Regions from separate parts of the Mus musculus genome. Here regions 1 and 3 are each linked to region 2. A link is a loop called in an ENCODE intact Hi-C map of the cell type or tissue named here. Cell type or tissue: left cerebral cortex. All regions are shown on one strand.

The links. Peaks named below come from ENCODE experiments on the same cell type or tissue, not always from the same donor. Only the 100,000 strongest peaks of a DNase experiment are listed, where the experiment ranks them.
Region 1: it touches region 2 in a loop (3-fold over the local background); 2 of 42 quality-filtered maps call a loop at or near these places.
Region 3: it touches region 2 in a loop (1.9-fold over the local background); 3 of 42 quality-filtered maps call a loop at or near these places.

The regions. Positions count from the first base shown.
Region 1 is chr1:36,342,299-36,347,298 of GRCm38, forward strand. Kansl3 (KAT8 regulatory NSL complex subunit 3) reads right to left here. Exons shown (of 22, transcript NM_001310513.1): 15 at 4,919-4,996; 16 at 3,540-3,731; 17 at 3,087-3,168; 18 at 2,618-2,748; 19 at 1,772-1,881; 20 at 1,375-1,597; 21 at 953-1,086. Among named protein-coding and RNA genes, the nearest start is that of Mir6898, 4.0 kb to the right of the region's middle. In left cerebral cortex, no CTCF peak of the experiment used is centred here; no DNase peak of the experiment used is centred here.
Region 2 is chr1:36,158,418-36,163,417 of GRCm38, forward strand. It overlaps Uggt1 (UDP-glucose glycoprotein glucosyltransferase 1), which reads right to left. Exons shown (of 41, transcript NM_198899.2): 29 at 4,804-4,993; 30 at 3,788-3,946; 31 at 3,259-3,344; 32 at 1,525-1,609. Among named protein-coding and RNA genes, the nearest start is that of Mir6897, 17 kb to the left of the region's middle. In left cerebral cortex, no CTCF peak of the experiment used is centred here; DNase peaks (open chromatin) are centred at 2,091 and 4,496.
Region 3 is chr1:36,213,143-36,218,142 of GRCm38, forward strand. Uggt1 (UDP-glucose glycoprotein glucosyltransferase 1) reads right to left here. Exons shown (of 41, transcript NM_198899.2): 6 at 2,990-3,164. Among named protein-coding and RNA genes, the nearest start is that of Uggt1, 29 kb to the right of the region's middle. In left cerebral cortex, a CTCF peak has its summit at 2,005; a DNase peak (open chromatin) is centred at 4,975.

The sequences.
Region 1 (5,000 bases), 180 kb after region 2:
TCAGTATTTAAAAGCACTTGCAGTTCCTGCAAAGGGTCATAATTTGGTACCTGGCACCAACATGGCAGCTTACAATTGTTCTTATTAACTCCAATTCCAAAGGATGTGGAGCCCTCTTCAGACCTCTGAAGGTCCCAGGAATGCACACATACATATGCAGACAAAACTCATACACAAAAAATAAGAATAATAAAATAAAGGCAATCTACTGACCAGGATAAAGCATAAGAAACCACGTAACAGAAAAAGGATTAACATAAAACCAGTGTTTGTTTTACTGTATGTAAAAACTCACATTGAAGTGACCAAGATCCAACTCTAAAAAGTCGTCCTCTAATCCCCACCTATGATCTAGGGTTTTTTTGTTGCTGTTTTTCCCTAACTTGACACAGCTAGAGTTATCTGGAAAGAGGAACCGTAACTGACAAAGGGCTTCCATAATCACACTGCATATGTGTAACCAGCAGAGCACTGACGGGGGAGGGCTCAGCTCACCAGAAGCACTGCCGCTCCTGGGCAGGTGGTCCTGGGGGTATAAGAAAGCAAGGTGAATCGCTAAGAGGAATCGACTGCTACTTCCTGGGTAACCCTAAAGATAGCAATGAAGACATGGTCCAAGAGTCAGCCTCTACTGATAAGGTCTGAATGATGAAACCAAGAAAGGGAGGAGAAAGGGAAGAAGAGAGAAATACTCAGAAACATTCTACCCAGTCACGGATGCCCTTGGAGCTTCACCATCTCAATCCTCACAACAGACAGTTTTACAGAGAAGGAAAATCAAAGAGGTCCTGCCTTGCTCAAAGTGACAAGGCTAGAAACTCAGAGTCCAAATGTGAATCTGGTCTGCCAACAAGTTCAGCGCAATGGCAGGTGTGGTCAACACTGTGGCCAGCCCCACATTTACCTAGGACTGGAACCTGCTCACTTCCTGGGTCTGCCCAGGCCAACTCACCTGTGAACTAGATGGTAGCATCTGGGAGTTGGGCTCCTCGGACGGCGTTGCCCCTGACCCCATAGGGCTTAGCGTGGTAATTCTGCTTGGCTGGCCACGCAGCGTCAGAGTAATGGTGGTGGGGACCTTTAAGCCTAAGTAAGAGACAGACAGACAGAGAGAAAGTTAGGAAGACAGGGTACTGATTTCTAGCCTCTACTTTCAGGTAACAGTTTCTTCCCAAAACAGCATCTTGGCTTTCTTCCTGGGCAGGTAGGTCTACGCTGTCAGTAAATTTGAAGGGCTCCAGTCTGTGTTCTCTAGACCTTTCTGAGGGCAGGTTCCACAGAGCTGAATCCAAGAATCAAGGAAAGTTCACCTTGCCTATCTAAGACCTGGAAATACCCAGAACTGGAAGTCCCCATCATTTTCATGGCACTTACCTGATGCTTGGTTGGAAATCTGAGCCAAGCCAGGTAGGCTGCTTGCCAACTTAGCGAGGCTCCCATTGGTCAGCAGCTGGTGGATGGCAGTGGGCTTCCCACCAGGAGTGGCACCCAAGGAGGAGAGAGTGGTGGCCACAGGGATGGTACGGACAATGGTGCTCGTGCCTGTGGTGATGGCACCCAGACTCTGCATGGGGGTTGGCAATTTCACACTGGTGGCCTATTGGACACAAGCAGATGATTAGAAGTTACCACCCAACAATAACACCAGAGCCTGCAGAGCCCACTCAGCACATGGCAAGCAAGGTACTCTTCCAGGATTTTTATTATCTTTATATTATCCCTCCCATAAGAAGTTCTTATCCCACACTACCCAGTACAGCAGATGATATACCTGTGGGGCTGGCCCTGGGGAGGGACTTCCTGGGAGGCCAGAGGTCTTGCTGCTAATATCCTGTAAGCTGAAGCTGAGGCCCTGGAGGAGGCTGCTGGCTGAAGCGGTCCCTAGGAGAGGACATGGCAGATGCAGCAGACATCAGTCCCGGGTATTACCCACAAGCAGCCTATAGCACTTTCATCCTACAACAACCTAAGCTTGCCCTTAAGCACTACCCTGCCCTCAGAAAGATACCAGGAAAGCCTTCCCAGCACACACAGAAGTTACTACACAAGGACAGGTGCTATGCCAGACACTGCCTTGGATTTACTTTTCCAACCTGTTCTAAGCCAGCAGTCCTGCACTTTGTACAGAAAAACGGAGAGCTTGAATCTCACTTTTCAGAAACACAAATTCAATTACTTCTACAGAAAAGAAAGAATAAAGCAAGTGGATTCTGATACCTGACCACATTACATATAGTCCAACAACCTGAAAGTAAAATCTTAAGGGAGAGGTAATTCAGCAATGTCCTAACCCATGGTACCGGCAATCAGCCCTTCCAGGCAGGCTAGGCTCAGAAAAAGTAGATATCAAAGAGGTAAAACACATCTCACTTTGCTGAAGTTCAGTTCAGCACCACCTCCAGCTTTATCTAGTTGGAGGTATGAAAAAGAAGAAACAACACAGGCAACTGTCTATCCTCACAGTAAAGGACACAGCCCCTACAGACAGTAAAGACAAGCTAATTCCAGTTCCCGTTAGCTTCTGCTACCACTGGGAGAGCAGAGCTACTCTTTCTCGCTCCAGTTCCAGAACTGGTCTAAGACCACCCCCTGCAGCAGCAGATCCAAGACAAGATACCTGGAAGGGAGCTGCCTGGAGAAGTGGCCACCAAGCGGCTCTGCAGCGTGTGGATAGCATTAGGTGTGGCACTGCTGGAAGCCACAGATGGGGTTGTGCTGGCTGTACCTCCACCTTCAGAAGAACTTGACCTGGAAATAAAGGAAGGAGCCCTGTTATCCAAAGAGCAGCAGCCCACAGCCACAAGGGGTATCCCGAGTGAAGTCCGTCCGTCAGGCAAGGAAGAATCTTTGGTTTCTGTTTCAGTTCCTAAGCCCCACCTCTATCCTTCTAAAAGCCAGGCCTAAATGAAAGAACTCAAGTCCTGGGTAAAGTCAGTGGATGCTCTGTCAGAAAGAAAGCTCCCAATCAGAAAAAAGTCACATGCCTACAACTGACTCTAGAATATCTCAACTTCCCTGAAGACCAAACGAAGCAGAAGTTGAGTGAACAGGAGGAAGACTAGGAGAGCAAAGGCAGACAGACTCACTTGGCTGTAGTGAGAAGTCCAGTGAGTTCCTTGGCTCCTGCTGAAGCTCCCAGGGTCATGGTGATGGGCTTCCCTCCGGCAGCTGCAGAATAACCAAGACCAAAGTTCAGTCCTAACTTGCCCCTAAACCAAGGCTGAATTTAAGATGGAAAATGAAAAAGAACAGCTATGCTATTCAGGGACAGCTGGGGTTCTTCTCTTCCTTCCTTCCATTTTTTAAGCTGTCTATTACCTTAATTAAAACCCCAAATGGACAAAGTGTATAATGTTCTAAATGGCCCCACAAGTACTCTGATATTGTCTCCCTTCTTGAGACAGGTGACTACCACTTTCCACCATGTGTGACCTCAGACCATCTCTGTTCCAGGTGACCATTGACTGACAGAGGCTGGGTTGCCTGCCAAGCCTGGGAACGCTGATCAGCCTTTATCAAAGACAGCACAAAAGACTCACCTTCAGGTGTTCCACCTTGAGAAAGAGTGCAAGGTCCTCCAACTGTGTCCCCTTGGGAGATCAGGGACACTTTGATCTTTGGTCGCTTGGAAGGCTTTGCTCCAGGAAGAGGACTGGAAGAATGGTGCCTCTTAAGCTGGACCCGAAGCTCTTCTTTCTCTATGTCCTCCACTGATTCTGATGAAATGGGAACTAAGAAACAGAGCTGAGGTAAGATCTTCTATAACTTATAAATACCACAAGCCAAGCCATCCAGAAGAGACATGTGGAAGTTGCACAGGAAAAGGGACACAGGTACAGGTTGTCCCACCCATTGGGGACCTGACTTGGAATATCTCAGAGATAACTCAGCCTATCTCAGTTGCCCTGGAGTAGGGAGACAAGGGGCCTTGAGCTGTTGGGAACCAAACAAAGGATAAAAGGCATGCTGACATCATCTAGCAGAACCAACCCCATCAGAGAACTAAGTAAACAGTTTTCTCTGCACTTTCCAGACTCGAAGAAGCTGGTCATTTCCCTGTTATACACCTTCTCCCAAGCTGTCCCATAGCTGGGGACAGTAAACAGCCTATAAGGAACATCCACAGGCAGGCCACCTAATCCTCTGCACAAGGGAGTTTTCCCAGGGCTTCCGCAGCCTCCATCATGCATTAGGTACTTGAGGCTGAGGGCTTTGCTTGTCAAATGGTGGTAAGGCAGACAGACTGCTACCAGGAGTTGCTGGCTCTCAGGAACTACTAGGTGAGGTAGCATTTCAGCTGCTGCCCAAATAAGACAAAAGTGGCCCATGTCCCAACCAGGTCTACGGATATGAACTTCCATTAACTCAAACAGATCACTATGTATAAAGGCAAACGTCCCTTGCCTCCCTAGGCTTGATAACCTTTAGACTTTCTCAGTTTCCTGCTCTGTAACCTCAGAAGTCTCTTTTGTAGTGAGCAAGACAGCAGGCCAATGAACATTGGGGTTGCTGGCGTGGGGCTACAGTGAGGGAATCAAGGGCTGCTTAGGGATGAATGTACCAGCCTAAGACAGAGGAGTGCTCTAAGCAGCTCTCTTGTACTTGCAGCAATCAGGATGGAAACAACCAAGGCAGGGAGAAAACAGACAAGGAAAATGCAGGCTCACATGAAGGCAAGCAGGCCACAGGCATACAAGCATACAAGGGAGACTCAGAGCCAAGGAGCGTGGCAGAAAAAAGTGAGAAAGCAAGAAATGCCACCATGAGAAACCAATAGGGAGAACATAAGCAAGGGAGCTAGTACAAGGAGCTGGGAGACAGAGAGAAAGGAAGAGAAAAAACCAGTGGAGAGCAGGGAACACTGAGAGGCAGGGAGGAGAGCAGTAAGCCTAGGCGAGCAGGTGAAAGCAATACTCACCAAAGAGACAGGAGGAGGTGCCAGGAGGAAAAGCTTTCCTCACCAGCATGTTTTGTTTCAGAAAAGCAGCAAACTGTGCTGG
Region 2 (5,000 bases):
CCAGAAGACAACTTCTCTAGCTGACAACTTCAAGGGAAGAATGCGGCCCACAGGAACCATTGAGAGAGGCGCATCAGGTGGTCCATGCTCAGGACTTCTACCACAAAAGATTCCCTGCAGCAATCACCCTCCTGTTCAGCCTCGCAATGGCTGACTTTAGGTTTTACCATGTGTAACAGTTACTTATCCTACAATCATTTTACTTTAGGATTTCAAAATGCTGAAGAGAAAGAGAGTAAGAAAAGACTAAATAAAATCACCTGTTTGTATTCTGTGTTTGGTTTTGTAGGCAGTGTCTCATATCATTCAAGATGGCCTCAAACTCACTATGCAGTCTAGGCTGACCTTAAATTCCTGATCCTCCTGCCTCTAACTCCCCAGTTCTGAGACTACAGGTGTGCACCATCCTGCCTATAAAAACTATAATCTTACTGTTGAATTGCCAGTGGAATTTCCCACAGTCTTCTGAGACTAAAATACTAACTCTATGAATTGTGGGTATGAAAGCGCCCAAGCCAGAGCTGGAGAGATAGCTCAGTGGTTCAGAGCACACTCATACAGCTCCCCCAGAGGACCTGAGTTCAGTTCCCAGCAACTATACTGAATAGTTCACAACAACCTGTAACTCCATTTCTAAGAGATACCAATGCTCTCTTGTGCCCTTCACAGGTATACGAGTGTCATATATTCACATAAACACATTTACATGTGTATAAATAAATAAAACTTAAAAAAAAAAACATGGCAAAGCTGAGCCAGGTGCAATGCCTTTAATCCTGATACTTGGGAGGCAGTCAAACATATCTGTGAGTTCGAGGCCAACCTGGTCTACATAGCAAGTCCCAGGTCAATCAGGGCTTCAGGGCTAAATAGTGAGACCCTGTCTCAATCAGAATGGAGAGGGGAGTACACAAAGTCTCTGTGGGGACATTTTGCACAAAATGGGACTCTGAGATTACCAAAAGTGACAATCTGTTGGCTGAAGAAAGCTAGAATCTTATCTTCACTAAGACATTTTTCTTAAGCAGCATCCCTAGAACTATTAAAACAAACAACAACAAAATCCAAAAGCCAACCAACCAACCAAAAGCCACTTCCAAATGGAATACCAAAATGACTTCCAAATGCAGCAGTCCTACTTCATCTAATGGAGACATTCCAAGCCCCTACTGGATGCATGAACTCTAAGAGTAGAGAACCCTGTATACATATTACAGCTTTGTTCACTCTATTTGTACTAATGCTTAATTGGTAAGTTAGGCAAGGTAAAAATCACAACAGTAATTAACACAAAACAGAACATTAAAACAGTGTCTTAATGAACTACCGCGAGAGGGCTCTCCTAGCACGGTCACAAGTGTTAGTACCTCCGACAGCGGCTGCCACGGGGGGACTGCTGTCTGTTCCCTGACAGTGGCTGGCCACGGCCACAGGGGGGGACTGCTGTCTGTTCCCTGACAGTGGCTGGCCACGGCCACAGGGGGGGACTGCTGTCTGTTCCCTGACAAAGCCGAGCAGACTCACCTTCACTTTGATGATCTTGCTCTTGAAGTTATTGAGGATGACAACAACGTCGTTTGCATCAGGAGGGGAATCTGTACCATCATGGCTTAGAGACAAGTAAGACAGAGAAAGAAATCACAATCCCAAAATGCGGTAAATACTCAGACAACAAGATGGGCTGTGCTTGCCCATCTTCATTGTAGAAACACTTTTTAAAACCAACAGTTTCCTCACAGTCTGAAAGAAACACCTTTACAGGACAAAGAAGTGTTCCTGGAAATCTCCATCTCTAGGCTAGGGACGTGAGCTGACTTCCTTCCTACAGCAGGCAAACATCAATGGGCTCTCAGGCAGGACAAGCACTGGTCAGATCATGACAAAGCTTGTCCGCTCACAGTCTGCACACTCAGGCCCATCCCTGGAGCCGCTTCTGCTGTTTAACTCTTGGCAGAGTGTGGTGACTCACACCTGTAACCCCAACAGGAAGCAGCAGGGAGATCAACTGCGATCAAAGCCAGCCTAGGCTACAGTGTGAGAGGCGGCACAACCAGCCAAGTTTAGAGCACAGACTCAATTCTGTGTCTGGTAGGAAGCCCACAGTGCAGCCGCTCTGGTCCGAGGCCCACAAGGCAGAGCAGGACGACTGTGAGTACTCGCTTCCTCCTCATCTCACTCTCCAGGCAGCAATGTGAGGAAGCCACTGCATGTGCTGTCACTCAGCAGGCAGCAAAAGGAGAGGAGAAAGCTGGCGCACAGAAGATTCCAGAATCACAGGCTGTCCATTTGGGAAGCCTCGGAAGACAGGAACCCTAGACAGCAGAGAGGACGGCACCACAGCCCCAGGCAAGGAAGAAGATGGACAGGGCCCATAGAAGAAACATTCTGTGAAGCCTTCTTGGGAAAATAACTGAATCAGGGAAAAGCCTACTATTTACAATAAGGACATTACTATAGCACAAAATTCTAAGTTATTGAATAAGAAATCTGCACAAGCTAGGTATGGAGGCACACGCCTGAGGTCTCAGCTACAGGAGACTAAGGCAGAAGACTCACTTGAGTCCAGTTCAAGCGTGGGTGAGAGAAAAACCAAAACCAAACCCACTAAACCACACTGCTTCTCCATGTCAAGTAAAAGGCCATGAAGCCAAAGCAAATACACACATTAGGCTGTTCACAGAAACCATAATGAAAACCATTCCCTACACAAACTGGCACAGAACTAAGGACGAGTTTAAACTGTGTTAAACAGGATAGAGACCACATTTTTAAAATGGTGTTCTGGGGTTCGTTTGAACTTTAAGACAATTCCTGTCACTGACAGGCTGGTGTAGGAGTACGCCTACACAACTGCAGCCCAGGGACCAGGACCGACAGTCAGACTACACAGTCAAAGCTCATGTGTTCTGTGCATGTACAAAACAGCCGGGGTCATGATAAACACCTCCCATCAGCGTACTGAACAGGACCGACCCTGCTGTTTCCAGTCAGCTCTCATCAAGTGGTCAGAGCTCCTGCCTGCTATCTGCATCCTTCTGATAAGAGCTGACAGGGAAAGCAATGGAGAACAGACCTCGCTCTGATCAGCACTTAGACCCCTTGCTAACCAACCCATCCCCTACAACTTCTCCCACACTTACTCTTCTGAGAAGCTTGGCTTTATCATGAACTCGACTATAACGCACGATGCCTGGGGTAAGCCCAGATAATGCGCAATTAAAGCTCAGTCTCTACAATGAAGCCGTCTCCTTGTCCTACCTGTAGATCCTATAAATGTCATCTGAGCGCCCCTTCCTCAGTCTCAGAATCCAGGCTCCCGGATTGGCTTTGAGCTGAAAATATCCCTAGGACACAAACAGAGTACAGGCTCAGGTCTCTTTACATTTAAATGTTTCTAATGAATGCTTACATTTTCATTTACATGCAGATCATGTATGTGTATATGACAGCCTATCTACCCCATCCCCTCTCATGAACTAGGTACTGAACTCAGGGTCTTATTACCATGATAATTAAAGAAAGTTTAAAAGATAATTAACAAACCAGAGGTAAGTAAAACAAACCAAACCAAAAAACTACCAACCAATAAGCTAAGAGGCAAAGAGCCTCAGCAGGGCAGTGCAGTGGCGCCTGCAGTGCTCCACGGAGAGCAAGCAGGGACTTTACACAGCAGTCCATTGTTAGTTCTATTTCACACCAAGGTTCAGAATGCTAACTGTTCTGTCATAAATTACAGTGTCTAAATAACCATCACGGAAGTTGTACTATCGATAAACTGATTACTTACCAGATTGGCCATCACAATTGTGTCCACAATTGTTGGGTTGGCTGAAGTTCCTAAAGTGAACTGTAGTCCTCGAGGGGGCTGGCCTGTGGTGATGTCGTAACAATGACCTTCTAGTAACAGATATTCCAGCTCATACTCAGCAGCCACTATACTGTCCACCTGAAAGACCAGAGTTAAAGCACATGACACATGTAATTACTGTTACACATGTAATCTGCCAGGTCAGGGCAACAATCACGAGGGGGAAAGCACTGGCTGCCACCGAGGCTGAGGGCTAGAGCTCCATCCTGGATTCTATGACAGAAGGAATGTGTCACAAACCACCCACTACAGCCACGAAGACCACCCGTTGGGTAATGATTTAGACACAGTGTCAGATCAGAAACAGTTCCTAACTGCCGGGGACAACTGGGAGTGGGTATTTGAGGACTGTGATGACCAGATCTGACTAGGCTTGGAAGCACACCTCTGGGCATGTGTGAGGGCCTTTCAGAGAGGATCAATTCAGGAGGAAAGACCCACACTAAATGTGCAGCACTGCTCCGTGGGCTGGGGATCCTGAAATGAGTTAGACAAGAAAAAGGCGGAAGCCCTTGGGACTCTCCTCTCTTTGCTTCCTGGTTGGCACCCAGATCAGGCCACTTCCTCCCTAGCACCACAGGCTGCATTCTTAGGAGCCCTAATGAATGCCCCTCCCTAGCACTGCTTCCTGTCAATCAGGAGAGGATGAGAGGAGTGACTGACACTGACGTGGAGCCGACCAACTCTGAGGACAACCAAAGCTGACTAAGCTGAGAGAGCAAGGGTGGGAGCAGCAGTCCACGCACACACCGCAACTTCTGAGCGGGAAGGCATCTGAATAAAGCAGCTGCCGTAAGGGAGCATCAACGTAAGGGAGCACTGATGTGTGATGTGAGCGCCATCTCCACCACTCAGTTCAGGAATCGCCACTGACTGAATGATGGATAGATTTAACTTATACATGATGCGATAGTCGAGAACAATTACATCCCTACCTCTTCTAGATAAATATTATCCAGATCATATGGTGTTCTGACAGATTCTACCATCCAACTCTCAGGTGTGTTCAGATTCAAAGTAAACAGCGGAGACTGTGGCATATCCAGAAACTTTGCTATCGGTCCCTTAGCAAAGCTGCTGTCTGCAGTGAAAGAAATCTCCGGCTCTAAGACGTAACGGTAAAAGCTGAAAA
Region 3 (5,000 bases), 55 kb after region 2:
CTGTTACCTAGATTGTGTCTCATTGGTGAGTTTCTTCTTCTTCTTCTTTTAAAGATTTATTTATTATATGTAAGCACACTGTACTTGTCTTCAGACACACCAGAAGAGGGCATCAGATCCCATTACAGATGGTTGTGAGCCACCATGTGGTTGCTGGCAATTGAACTCAGAACCTCCAGAAGAGCAGTCAGTGCTCTTAACCACTGAGCCATCTCTCCAGCCCAGTGATTTTCTTCTTAATTAAAAAAAAAAAAAAAAAAAAAAGCTACCCAGATATAAGACCTCAGATTTTGGCTCAATTAAACACTTCAATGACTATCCAAGTAAGAAAGGCTCAGTATTGTTTTAACCTTTAAAAAAAAGAGAGAAAAAAAAAATCAAATGCTAGCTAAATGTCTTCTCTCTGTCCCTCTGGAAGGATCCGGGGGAGACTCTGCACTGTTTCTAGTCTGTCCAACAGCTTTCAAAGTGCATGAAAACAGATCTTGGTTTCATCGCTGTCCAGTCAGCCGTGGAGGCCAAGAGAACCATGAGAAGGACCCAACAGACGGATGTTCTTGTGAGCCCAATGTCTCTGGCTTCTCCCTGCCTAGGGTAACACAGCTCCCTCACATCTTTCCAGACAGCAGTCAATGATTCTTTCCTCCCTACATCTAACAGTTGAGGTTTTTTAGATAGGCTCCCTGGAGGGGTACCCCAAAACTGTGACTCTGACACCCCAAATTCAGCTGTATGAAATCAGCTGAGATGGGTCATTGGCCCAACGCTACGATGGCATTAGAGTTACCTCTTCAGAGCGAAGGAAGATGAGAACAGGAGATAGAGAACTGGCTGCACAGTTTAGGGTAAAAGCCCTCAATGAGAACAACTAGTTTCTCTCTTAGCAAAAATCCAGAAACATCCTTGGGAGCCCTGGCAGGCCCATCCCTGCTAGAGACTAGAAAGGCCAAGTGTCTGGGGCTCTGACCTTCCATCTAGTTCCTAAATGATTCTTAGGTTACCTCTTGGGGTGTGGGTATTAAAGTAATAATGAAGGCCTGCTAAGAAAAATTCTTCCTGGTCATGAAGCAGCCTGGGTGGAGGCTTAACACTCCAATGGGACAAGGTCAACCTCTGGCCAAATACCCCCAGGGAGGCCATGCCAATGAAAGAGATGGAATAATTACTTTCTTGTATTAGAGTCCTAACTCAGACTTACTGGGTCAGCTATCACTAAAGAAGGACCCCTTCCCATAGCAGTTTCTTACTCTAAGAAAGGATGGAGAAAGAGCCAACATCTTCCTAATGAGTGTAAACAACAGAACACGTACAGTAAGAGGAGGGACTTGTAAGATAAAGTATTAGTCTCTGCTATCAGACACTGCACTGTGTCTGGGAGAAGATACCAGTATCTTCCCACTTTGTAAGACTCTGAGGCAAATGTTTGAATTTGCTTCCCCTCCACCCCAGTCATGCTTACAGATCAGCCCTGCTTTCTTGGAACTTAAGTGACTAAAAGCGGCCGACCTGCTTTCCCTTTCCATGTCTTTTTGCCCTGATTCTATTAAAACATTTAAAGTCTCCTGTGACAGACGGCAAGGCAGCCCAGGCATTGGGAACAGACACGGTCATGAGTGCATTAGAATCTGGTGCATCTCCTGCCCCCAGAGTGCTGCTCTTCTGCTTGGGAGGAGCACACCCTCTTGAACAAGAGTCAAAATTTTCTTGTCAAGACACTTTAAAGGAAAAAAAAGATCTCAAAAAGAAAATGTGGAAATGTGGAAAATGTGGACCCCAGAAGAGAACACAGCTGCCCACGCACACCCCACAAACATATAAGCTCAAATACACACAGAGATCTCAATAATCACTTCTAGCTAGGCCTGGTGAATTGGACCTGTGGTCACAGCTGAGGCAGGGGGACTGCAAGTTCAAAGTCTTCCTGGAGGATTCCAAAGCCACCCAGATAACTCAACAATACCTAGACAACTCAACAAGACTGTGCTTCCAAACAGGTCCCCTAGGGGAGAGCCTAGGGGACACAGCTCAGGAGGCTAAGAGCTCACTTACCAGGAGACATGAGGGCTCAACACTCAATAGCCTAAGGTTCATGGACAGTTGGATGACTATCTTAAATGTTAACATACAAAAGTTTGCACAATTCCTAGTATCTGTTTTTTGGTTTAATTTTAAAGGACATAGGATCTCAGTTCGTAGCTCCAGATAGCCTTGAATTCACAGTAATCCTCCTGCTTCAAACTTTCAAGTGCTGAGATTATAGGAATCACTCATCATACCTAGCTCACTGCAGTTCATTTTAAAATCAAAACAATTTGATTATCCCATTTTTTAAGTGTAATTTTTTTGACGTTTCTTTGGAAAAGCAAGCAAGGAAGGCACCACCCATGTGCAAGTAAGAGATCTGATGCAGACCAAGCAAGTGCCGTAGCAGGTAAGCCCTTGCCACCCAAGCAAGAGGCCAACGCTCAAATCCTTAGCACCCAGACTGCTGTGGCAGCTTGCTTGTAATTCTAACCTGTGGAAGGTGGAAACAAGGAAACCCTGAGCAAGCAGGCTAGCTGGGTGCAGCTTGTTCAGTTCAACTGAGAGACTGCTCAGTGAATGGAGAAGAATGAGTGGAGAGCAATCAAGAAAGTAAGAACATTAATTAATTTAAGAATGTTCTGTGTAACCACCTTTGATCCCAGCTCTTGGGAAGCAGGGGGGTCTCTATGACTTTGAGGTCAGTCTGCTCTACAGAGTGAGTTCAAGGCTAGCCAGGGTAACACAGTAAGACCCTGTTTCAAAAAAAAAAAAAAATTAAAGAGAGGAAGGGAGATTGGGGGGGAGAAAGAAACAAGTGAAAGAAAGTACAGAGAGAGAGAGAGAGATCTGATAAAAGTATTGGATTTCTAAAAAAAAAAAAAAAAGAATTTCCAATTAAGTTATTTGTAAAAGTCATTTTAAACAAATTAATATTCAAGAAATTGTAAAATAAGTCAATACTTACAGATATATAATGTCGGAATACATAATTAATTTTGCCTTCGTTGCTTTTTGATATAAGTTGGTGGTGAATATTAGAAAATTCTTCATGGCCAATCTCAGAATAAAGGATGACCACTGGACTCTCAGGATTTGATGAGGGATATCTGTGATCTCCTTTGAACAATAATGGTTTCGGTCTGGAAGTAAATATTCAATTAAGAAAAATTTTAAAGAAAAACCAGGACACTGGTTGACAACAACTTTAAAAACTTAGTAAAGGTTTTAAGTATCTTCATGAGCAGCACAATCTTAAACAGTTTGCATTTAGAATACTGTCAAGTATGAGTTTTACTCGTTCATGGCTATATAAATAAAGTATATTACATGAATATTAATTATAAAATACTAAGTTAAATTAAATATCATCAATTCTTTAAAAAGAACAGAAGGGAAGCCAGGATGCATACCAAATCCCACAGCACTAAATCTACAGCATATTTTTGTACTGTGTGGAGTGTGACTGTAATTTTATCTGAAAATTAAGGCCAAATAATTCGAGCAGCAGATAAAACTTTAAGCAAGTAACTTGTGAGCTACAGCAAGTCTCCCTCTCTGGCATGTTTGCTACTGTGATCTTCCTACAATGCTTTTGTCTGTCTGTCTGTATGGGCTGGCTGGCCTGGAACTCCTGAGATCAGCCCGCCTCTGCCTTGTAAGCACTAGGATTAAAGGAGTGTGCTGCCACCGCCCCTTAATTTTTTTAAACTTCTCAAAAGAGTAAAAAACCACCATACTTTCTAAAATCAGCATCAAGACATTAAAAGTTGGGGGCTGGTGAGATGGCTCTGTGGGTTAAGAGCACCCAACTGCTCTTCCGAAGGTTCGGAGTTCAAATCCCAGCAACCACACGGTGGCTCACAACCATCCGTAACAAGATCTGACTCCCTCTTCTGGATTGTCTGAAGACAGCTACAGTGTACTTACATATAATAAATAAATGAATCTTTAAAAAAAAGACATTAAAAGTTCTTAAAATATGATCTACTGTGGTGGTCTGAATGGAAAATGTCCCCTACAGGCTCCTGTATTTGAATACTTGGTCCCCAGTTGTGGTACTGTTTGGAGGGAGGTTATGAAACTCTGGAACACAGAGGAAGAGCTCACTGGGGACAGGCTTTTAGAGTTTATAGCCTCGGCACACTCCAGTTCTTCCTCCTTCTGCTCCCTGTGTGAGAATGAGGCATGATCCTCAGCTCCCTGTTCCCTCCTACTTGCTTGCTCTGCCATGGTGGACATCTAGCCTCCTGAAACCGAGCTGCTCAGGTTTTTTGTCAACATGACAGAAATTAGAGCTATCTGGAAAAGGGGAACCTCAACTGAGAAAATGCCCCCATGGTGAGACTCGCCTGTAGGTGAGTCTGTACAGTATTTTCTTGACTATTGATTGATGGGAGAAAGCCGAGTCCACTGTGGGCGTGGCCACCCGAGGATAGATGGTCTGGGTTCTTTCTACAAGAGAGCAGGCTGGACAAGCTAGCACGCAACATGCCTCCATGGTTTCTACTCCAGCCCCTGCTTCCAGATTCCTGCCTTGTCTTCCCCTGAGGATAGACTATAATCCAAATAAACCCTTCCTTCCCAAAATTGCTTTTAATAGTAGTGTGTTATCACACAATAAAAAGCAAAGACAGATAGAAATCTTACAGTAAAATAAGTTAAGTGGCCTTTCACCATGTTATTCAGTAACAGCAACAAAAGAAAGGAACTAACACACCCACCAATCCCTGTTCTAATAAACCACGCAACAGAGGGCAATGACATATGAAAAATATATTCTTCATAATGGTAAAGTTCCAAAATTCAAAACAACTCTAAAAACCTGCAGCAGGACATTTTTATGCGGGTGTTAAAAATACTGAAGTACACCTACATGCATAAAGTGGGAAGATGTCTCTCAACAGATATATACCTACCTACTTGTGCAAACTTAAAGCCATAAAAATGATACACAGTAGACTATTAAAAGCAGTTCC